Linked DNA regions of Homo sapiens: region 2 is linked to region 1. The links are chromatin contacts, found by Hi-C in ENCODE. All regions are on one chromosome and are shown on one strand. Each heading gives the region's core, a stretch centred on a gene start or an enhancer-like site at or near the end of the contact. The rest is flanking DNA. Distances are from core to core; before and after follow the strand shown. Region 1 has its middle 56 kb from the start of SPRY1. Region 2 has its middle 340 kb from the start of LINC01091.

Region 1 (3,540 bases), core at 940-3,439:
TGAGTATCTAGGACTACAGACACATGCCACCATGCTGGGCACATTTTTAAACTTTTTTTTTATAGAGATGAGGTCTCACTATGTTGTTCAGGCTGGTCTCCAACTCCTGGCTCCAAGCGATCCTCTCACCTCGCCTCCCAAAGTGATAGGATTATAGGCGTGAGCCCCCATGCCTGGCCCGTCTCATCCTTTATTGAGAAGATATCTGTTATCTGTCTTCCTTTAAGCCTCCCTAGCAATCTCTTTTGTAATCTTTGAAAACTTCTGGTTGTTCTATTTCCTCCAGTCTAATTAAAGCAATGGTCTGGTTTCTGGCTACGATTGCTCAGAGAGGATCAGGAGTTATAAAGGCCAAACTATGTACTGTTGGGATGGTTTTCTGGGAATACTCACAGAGAAAGGCAAGGTTCAAATGCTGGGCATGCGACTAAAGACAGAAATGTGTTACTAGAGATTTCCATAATTCTCTGCCATGAATCTCAAAATAGGTATGAAACCAGGAGATAAATCTGTATAAGGAAGGGATAGATGGAGAATAATACCATTAACTCAGGTTTAAACTTAGTCCACTGGGAGGCCAAGGCAGGCAGATCACGAGGTCAGGAGTTCCAGACAAATCTGACCAACATGGTGAAACCCCATCTCTACTAAAAATACAAAAATTAGCTGGGTGTGGTGGTGGGCACCTGTAGTCCCAGCTACTCGGGAGGCTGAGGTAGGAGAATAGCTTGAACCTTGGAGGCAGAGGTTGTGGTGAGCCGAGATCATGCCACTGCACTCCAGCCTGGGTGACAGAGTGAGACTGTCTCAAAAAAAAAAAAAATTAAACTTAGCCCAAAAATTCAAAAGTGAACCTCTAAAAAGAAGTCAAGGGTAACTGCTGTAGAAGTCCAGCCAGGCAGATGGTGGCACAAAGAATCTGGAGCAGCTGGCGTGGGGCCTCAGCCATGGAGACAGTTCAGTTCAAGGACGGGAAAGCCAGTTGTTGGGGAACTGGGAAAGAAGCAGGAATGAACGTCCCTTGGAAAAGAGGAAGAGACTTGGTTGTAGGAGAGAGCTAGGATACCAACGTCGACGTGATGAAATTGATTTTAGCCACTAACCCATGTCCCATCTGTTCCTTCTACTCAAACACTGAGGCATGACTGAACTTAGAGGTGAGAGCCTCAGTTAGATGAGCCATAAAGCTTCATCAAAGCATAGGAGGTCATTACCTCACAAACCTACCCCAGGTCAGGCCAACATTTACTATATATCATGCTCTGGGGGCAATGTTTGTGCTTTTTATTTTACCTTTATGTAAGCTATCTATTATTTTGTTTATGGTCAGTTTGTATTTTAAACATATCAGCCTGGCTGATGGTACTTTGTCACAGCAGCCCTAGTAAACTAATACAATCGTCAGTTTTGTTTTCAATTTGGTGTGTATTAATTGGCTTAATTATGATCCTTAAATTGTCATCATTGGGTTGTAGATGTCCAACTTATATTCAGTTATTGATTTATTTTTAGTAATATAATAAACATCTGCGAGCCCATCTCCTAAACAAAAGTCAGTCTGGAAAATAAGTCAGAGCTAATGACATGTTCCCCCAGCAACCTCACCCCATCCTCCCCAGCAGCATCCTGGTTTTCCTAGCTTTTCTGTCGATGTAGATTATTGCAGTCCTAAACTGCATGTATTTTAAAACATTTTAGCTACTTTAAACTGTATAAAAGGTATCGTGTAGTATATGTTTTGCGACTTTCGTTTCCATTACATTGCTAAGATTCACCCATCTGCATGTGGCTGTAGTTCATTCGTTATGCTACTTTGCTGTTTCGAAATAAAATCTTCATGACTGCTTTTTAGAAATATACTCACATTCTCATTCTTATCCCATTGTTTCTACTATTTTAATATAAAGGCCTGGCGAAGACCCTGTTTCGGGAAGGAGGAGACTCTCTGGCCCATGTGCCGTAAGGACATTTTGGGCTCACAACTGCAGGGGTGTTCCGGCCTTATTGTGACTCTCAGAGCTTCACCGACAACAGCCACGAGGACTTACTTCTTAAAATGAAGCATTTCCCTTTGGTCACCAACCAAGAGGATAGAACAGTAAGGTGACTCATGTTGCTCTGATTTCAAAGGGTGTGTAAAGGGAAACGTTAATGTGAGTCAGAATTTACCCAATGGTTTTGAGTAAATAGCCCTGAAATAGTCTTTTTCTCCTGGGGTTGCTGAATGAGAGCAGCGTGGCCATACTTTCCTAAAGGAAGCAGTGTGGCTTGGGAGGTGCAGTACAGCCCTGGAGGGCTGACAACCTGGTAGATGCAAGCCATCCGCCTCCTACTTTGTGACCTTGGGCCAGTCACTGAATGCAATGGTGCACAGATACCCAGTTCTAATTCTAGGGTCAGAGACTGCACTGCCTCCCTTCTGTGTTCACACAGAGCCATTTCTAGCTCTTAAAGTGTCTAAGCAGGGCCTGTGTTTTTCCTCATTACAGTAAACATTTTGTGAAACAGGTATTGGTGGCTGTATAGTACTGGGTTTGGCCATGATGTTGGATCCTCAAACCCAGGGCTGTGTGGCCAGACCCAGGCCAAAGCTCCCAACATGGCCACCTCACAGGCTCTGGAGAGGGACTTGCTGGGCCCAGTGGAAGGCAGCTTAGGCTCCACATCCTCTCCGTCTTCCGGCTTCTCTGTGAAGCACAGGTTATTGTTTGTACCCTTTGATGCTTTTCTAAAGGCTATGTAAGGAGCATTTTCAAAGGTAGAAAATGGAGAGAGCTGGAGATGCCGTGGGAGGGAAGACTGGAGAAAGAAAGTCTAACCAGTGCAAACATTAAAATCAAATGACCCTTGTGCCATAAATTAGGGGGTTGGGGAAATGGCTTATTATGCAGCTGAGGTGTTTGAAATGTAGAATTTGCTGGGTTGGCAGATTAATCCCATTTATACTGGGGAAAGTATTCCATGACATTAAAGGATTTATCTATTTGCTAATCTGCTTCAGACTCCACAGACCTTGTTTTAATAAGGGGGTTGGGGAGAGGAAAGGGTTAGAAAGAAGGGGGTTAGGAAAAGGAAGACAGGGATTTCGTTCCCATTTCTGCTATAAGTTTTGTTAACTAAATGCCTAATAGGGACTTCAAAAACACGGTAGAATCCACTCCTTAAATGTAACATGCATTACTTATAATATGGACAAAGTAGAGTTTTTTATTTGTTTTGTTTTTGTTTTTGTTTTTTGTTTAACAATGTTAATGCGATCATTCTCTGTAAATACATAAGCAAGAATATATTTCTTCTGCTACTTTAAACCTAGGATATAAAGAACTTTTTAGAGAGAAAAGCAAATGAAAAATGGGTGTAGGATTCTAACAAGCTTTAATCTTCATTACTAGATTTATTGGGAGCAACCACCAACAATTATTTTAATTTGGAGCAGTTCCCATTTTTCCCATTTTTAAAACCCCTTCCCCCAAAATGCAAACAAACATTCGCCTTTGCTGTTGCCTTTTTCCTCCTGGATGGACTACGCAGCGCAATAGC
Region 2 (3,221 bases), core at 297-2,796, 640 kb before region 1:
AGAATGTACAAAAGAAATTCTTTGCTCATGATGTCTACTTCATGGACTGTTAAGAGCATTGGCATCACAGAGGCAAAACGTACTATAAAACATTCCTTTGTATTTTACATAGTTCCATGGGAAGGAACTTATGCAAATTATAGTCACAGACAAAACATATCCTGGTGACATCATGATTTCACTGAAAACTTTCCAACACTAAAAAAAAAACATTGTTTTTTTTCCATCATTACCATCCCCACCAGTGGCAACAGGCACATCCAGCTGTTGTTTGTACAGAGAGAAGGCTGTTGAAGCCCCGCCCTATTTTTGCTGGTCTCATCCTTCAGCATATTTTCAGAATGCTAAAATTATTTCCTCATGTTATGACCAAGGCTGGAGTTCTTTGTTCTATAACTTCTTTCTGATTAAGATTTTTCAAGAAGTTATTAAGAATAATAAACAAATAATTCAGAGCAAATATTAAGGAATACACATATCCTTGCTTGCCATCCTGACAAAATACTAATCAGCTGCAAGCTGTTATAAAAATGAATACATAATTAAAATCATAAGCCAAATAAATTAAAGCCAATAAGAATTTCATCATAATAACCTATATCAAATTCAAAACAAGATTTTTAACTGATTTTGGTAGGAAAACCAAAAATGTCACACTTCCTAGCTTCATCATTGTGGTTTTAAGCAGAAATTATTTTGGCCAGGCAGGTTAAATATAGTGAATGCAATTATTATTTTCTTCTTAGAGGAAAATATTGGCACCAGTGCCATCATTATTATAGTGCCTAGTAACAAAATCTTCACCACTTCTGCCAAAAACACTGAAGAAAGGTAATGGAAATGCAGAAAAGTGTTTTCTGAATATATATAGGGCTGGTATTTGGCACTATACCCTCCAGGCACAGAAAGTTTCTGCGATCCCTAAAGCAGGAGACACAAGTGCCTAATATAGTGTTGGGTAATATTGTTTTACCATATATCTTGTCACATGGATAAATCATTCACCCTTAATTTGAATATGTAGGATTATTGGAGAAAAAGATTGCTATGTTATCTCATAGTCATCTTTTTGCATAGTCAAAATCTCTATCTGAAAATAACCATGAGTCTGATGCCAAAATATATTTTTCACTAGACATGTATTATATAGCAATTAATTGGGCTAAAATTCAGAAGGTGAATTTCTATTCCAAGCCTCTTAATTTGCTAATTTCTTTAAATAACCATCACAGTGATAACTTAGTAACAATGTGTTGAAGCTGAGTTAGAAGACTCAGCTTCAGGCGGAAATACTAAAATATAAAATAAATAAAAGCAGGGCTTAATCCCTGGTGTTCCTTTGGGCCTTGGGTCAATTTTCTTAACTTCTATTTGGCTTCTTTTTCTGTAAAATTAGAGAATTAGACTTAATATGGTGGCTTTCCAATTCTTTTGGAGCAACCACCCTTCGAAGTGCCCTGACAGAAATGCTCCAACAGCAGAGCTGCTGTGTTTGAAGGGGAGTGGCTATCAAAGCCCCGCTGTGGGCCCTGCTTCCCTGCAGCAGCTGCTGATGATGCTCCTGAGCACAGTTTGATAAACAATGTGCTAGGCAACGAAAAGACTCTGGACCCATTTATAATTTTACAAGCAGAAAAGAAGTAAGGAAGGGAGGGGGGAGGTAGAGAAATAAAAAAAAAAAAAAAGATGTCAAATTTGTGCTTATCTCAAAGTTTAAAATACTTTCTTAAATTTACTCATTCCAATATTTTGAAACAATGGTTGAAATTTTTTCACTGCCATTTTTTCCAAGTTATTTTCTCATAAAATAGAGCTGGAAAGCTTTTATTTTCTCTGTGCTGTAAGTATTTTCATTATATCTATCCCAGGGAGGCAGTTGTGGTAACACTACTTGGTGCAAGCCAACATCTTTTTCTCCCTCTTTCTTTCTAGCAAAGCTGATTTTTTTCAGCATGGTTATGTGCCCAGTTCAAACTAATCACTTCCCCAGGTACTTCAGCACGTTGAGATAGTCTCGAGGCAGATTTATGGCCAATCAGATGAAAGCAGAAGACTACTAGATGAAGTCTCTGGAAAGCTATTGTTTGCTTAATTTTTGAAAAGATTCATTTTTGTTGTTGTTGTTAATTTGTTGAGTGAATTGTTGGCATAAATCCTTTGCCCTTCATCCTTCCTACTTATTTCTGGATGGACTATGGGCATGATTCCAGAAGCAGAAGAAAATATTTATTTGCATATACAACATACATACCTACATATTTGCATATACAACATACTCAATGATGAGTAACTTAGAAGGATGGTTAGAATTAGGGGTTTATGTACCTAACCTAGTAGGAAAAAGGAGGGGGGAAAGGCTTCTATGGTTTCTTTAGTTAAGACAAATGGGTTTTTTATATTTTACTGATTTAGATTTGCTTCCTGGCATCACTATTCTTTTTATATACACCATCATTATAACACATACAATATTGCTTTTGAGCCAAAAAAAAAAAAGTTGGAATTTAGCAGCTTTGAAAAACTGGGTAAGAAAATGGAAGAGTTAGGGAAAGAGACAGGGTGTTATCTCTCTCTTATCCACTTGACATTGGCTTCCTTGGAAAGAAAGTATAGATATAGAAAGTCAATAACTGACTCTGTAAAGCAACCATTGGATTTCTGGACAATGCTTTTACAAACTTGGGCAGTGAGTTCCTAGCTAGGAATCATAATCATCTCATAAGACCTATGAAGATCATGTTGGACTGAGGAAACTTCAACCTACCTGAACTCAAAGCTTTAAATTAAATTTAAAAAGAAAGAAGTTAACTTATAGGTGTGAAATAAAGTGAATAAAGTGAAGGACATATAATAATTCTCAAAAGAAAATAATATGAAATAATACAAAATAACTATATGTGTTTTTGGTTGATATACCAATGTAAAGTGTATTGATAAGAAGAAAAAAAACCTTGATATTTTAATGTAAAGTATTAAATACAATGAATTTGGTGATAACAATCAGATCATATTTCTCTAAAATATTTAGAGACTAGAATATTTTTCTGAAAGACTATACTTTTTTTAAATAAACAAATTGGATTGAAAGAGTAGGAAGAAGTACTCTATGTCTAGAAAACATACAATTGAGTGGATATCCACACCATAGAAAACATTTGGGTGATAATTTTTAAAAGTGAAATTTTTATTAGCATATATCCTGTCCAATCAGATTGACAACT

What was found. A loop is a pair of places that touch in the nucleus more often than their neighbours do. Pooled maps may share reads with other maps.
Region 2: a pooled map of heart left ventricle shows a loop between it and region 1 (2.7-fold over the local background). The contact joins two enhancer-like sites. A Hi-C loop is called at or near these places in 1 of 168 maps with a recorded cell type or tissue (endothelial cell of umbilical vein) and 2 of 50 pooled maps.

What each region holds. Positions count from the first base shown.
Region 1 is chr4:123,339,085-123,342,624 of GRCh38, reverse strand. No RefSeq gene overlaps it. Among named protein-coding and RNA genes, the nearest start is that of SPRY1, 56 kb to the left of the region's middle. RefSeq lists an enhancer at 1,997-2,291. Within about 2 kb of position 2,189, at least 8 of the 41 ENCODE cell types and tissues checked have a DNase peak (open chromatin) inside an H3K27ac peak, as active enhancers do; they include endothelial cell of umbilical vein, where a contact is called at or near this core.
Region 2 is chr4:123,983,401-123,986,621 of GRCh38, reverse strand. No RefSeq gene overlaps it. Among named protein-coding and RNA genes, the nearest start is that of LINC01091, 340 kb to the right of the region's middle. Within about 2 kb of position 1,546, at least 14 of the 41 ENCODE cell types and tissues checked have a DNase peak (open chromatin) inside an H3K27ac peak, as active enhancers do; they include endothelial cell of umbilical vein, where a contact is called at or near this core.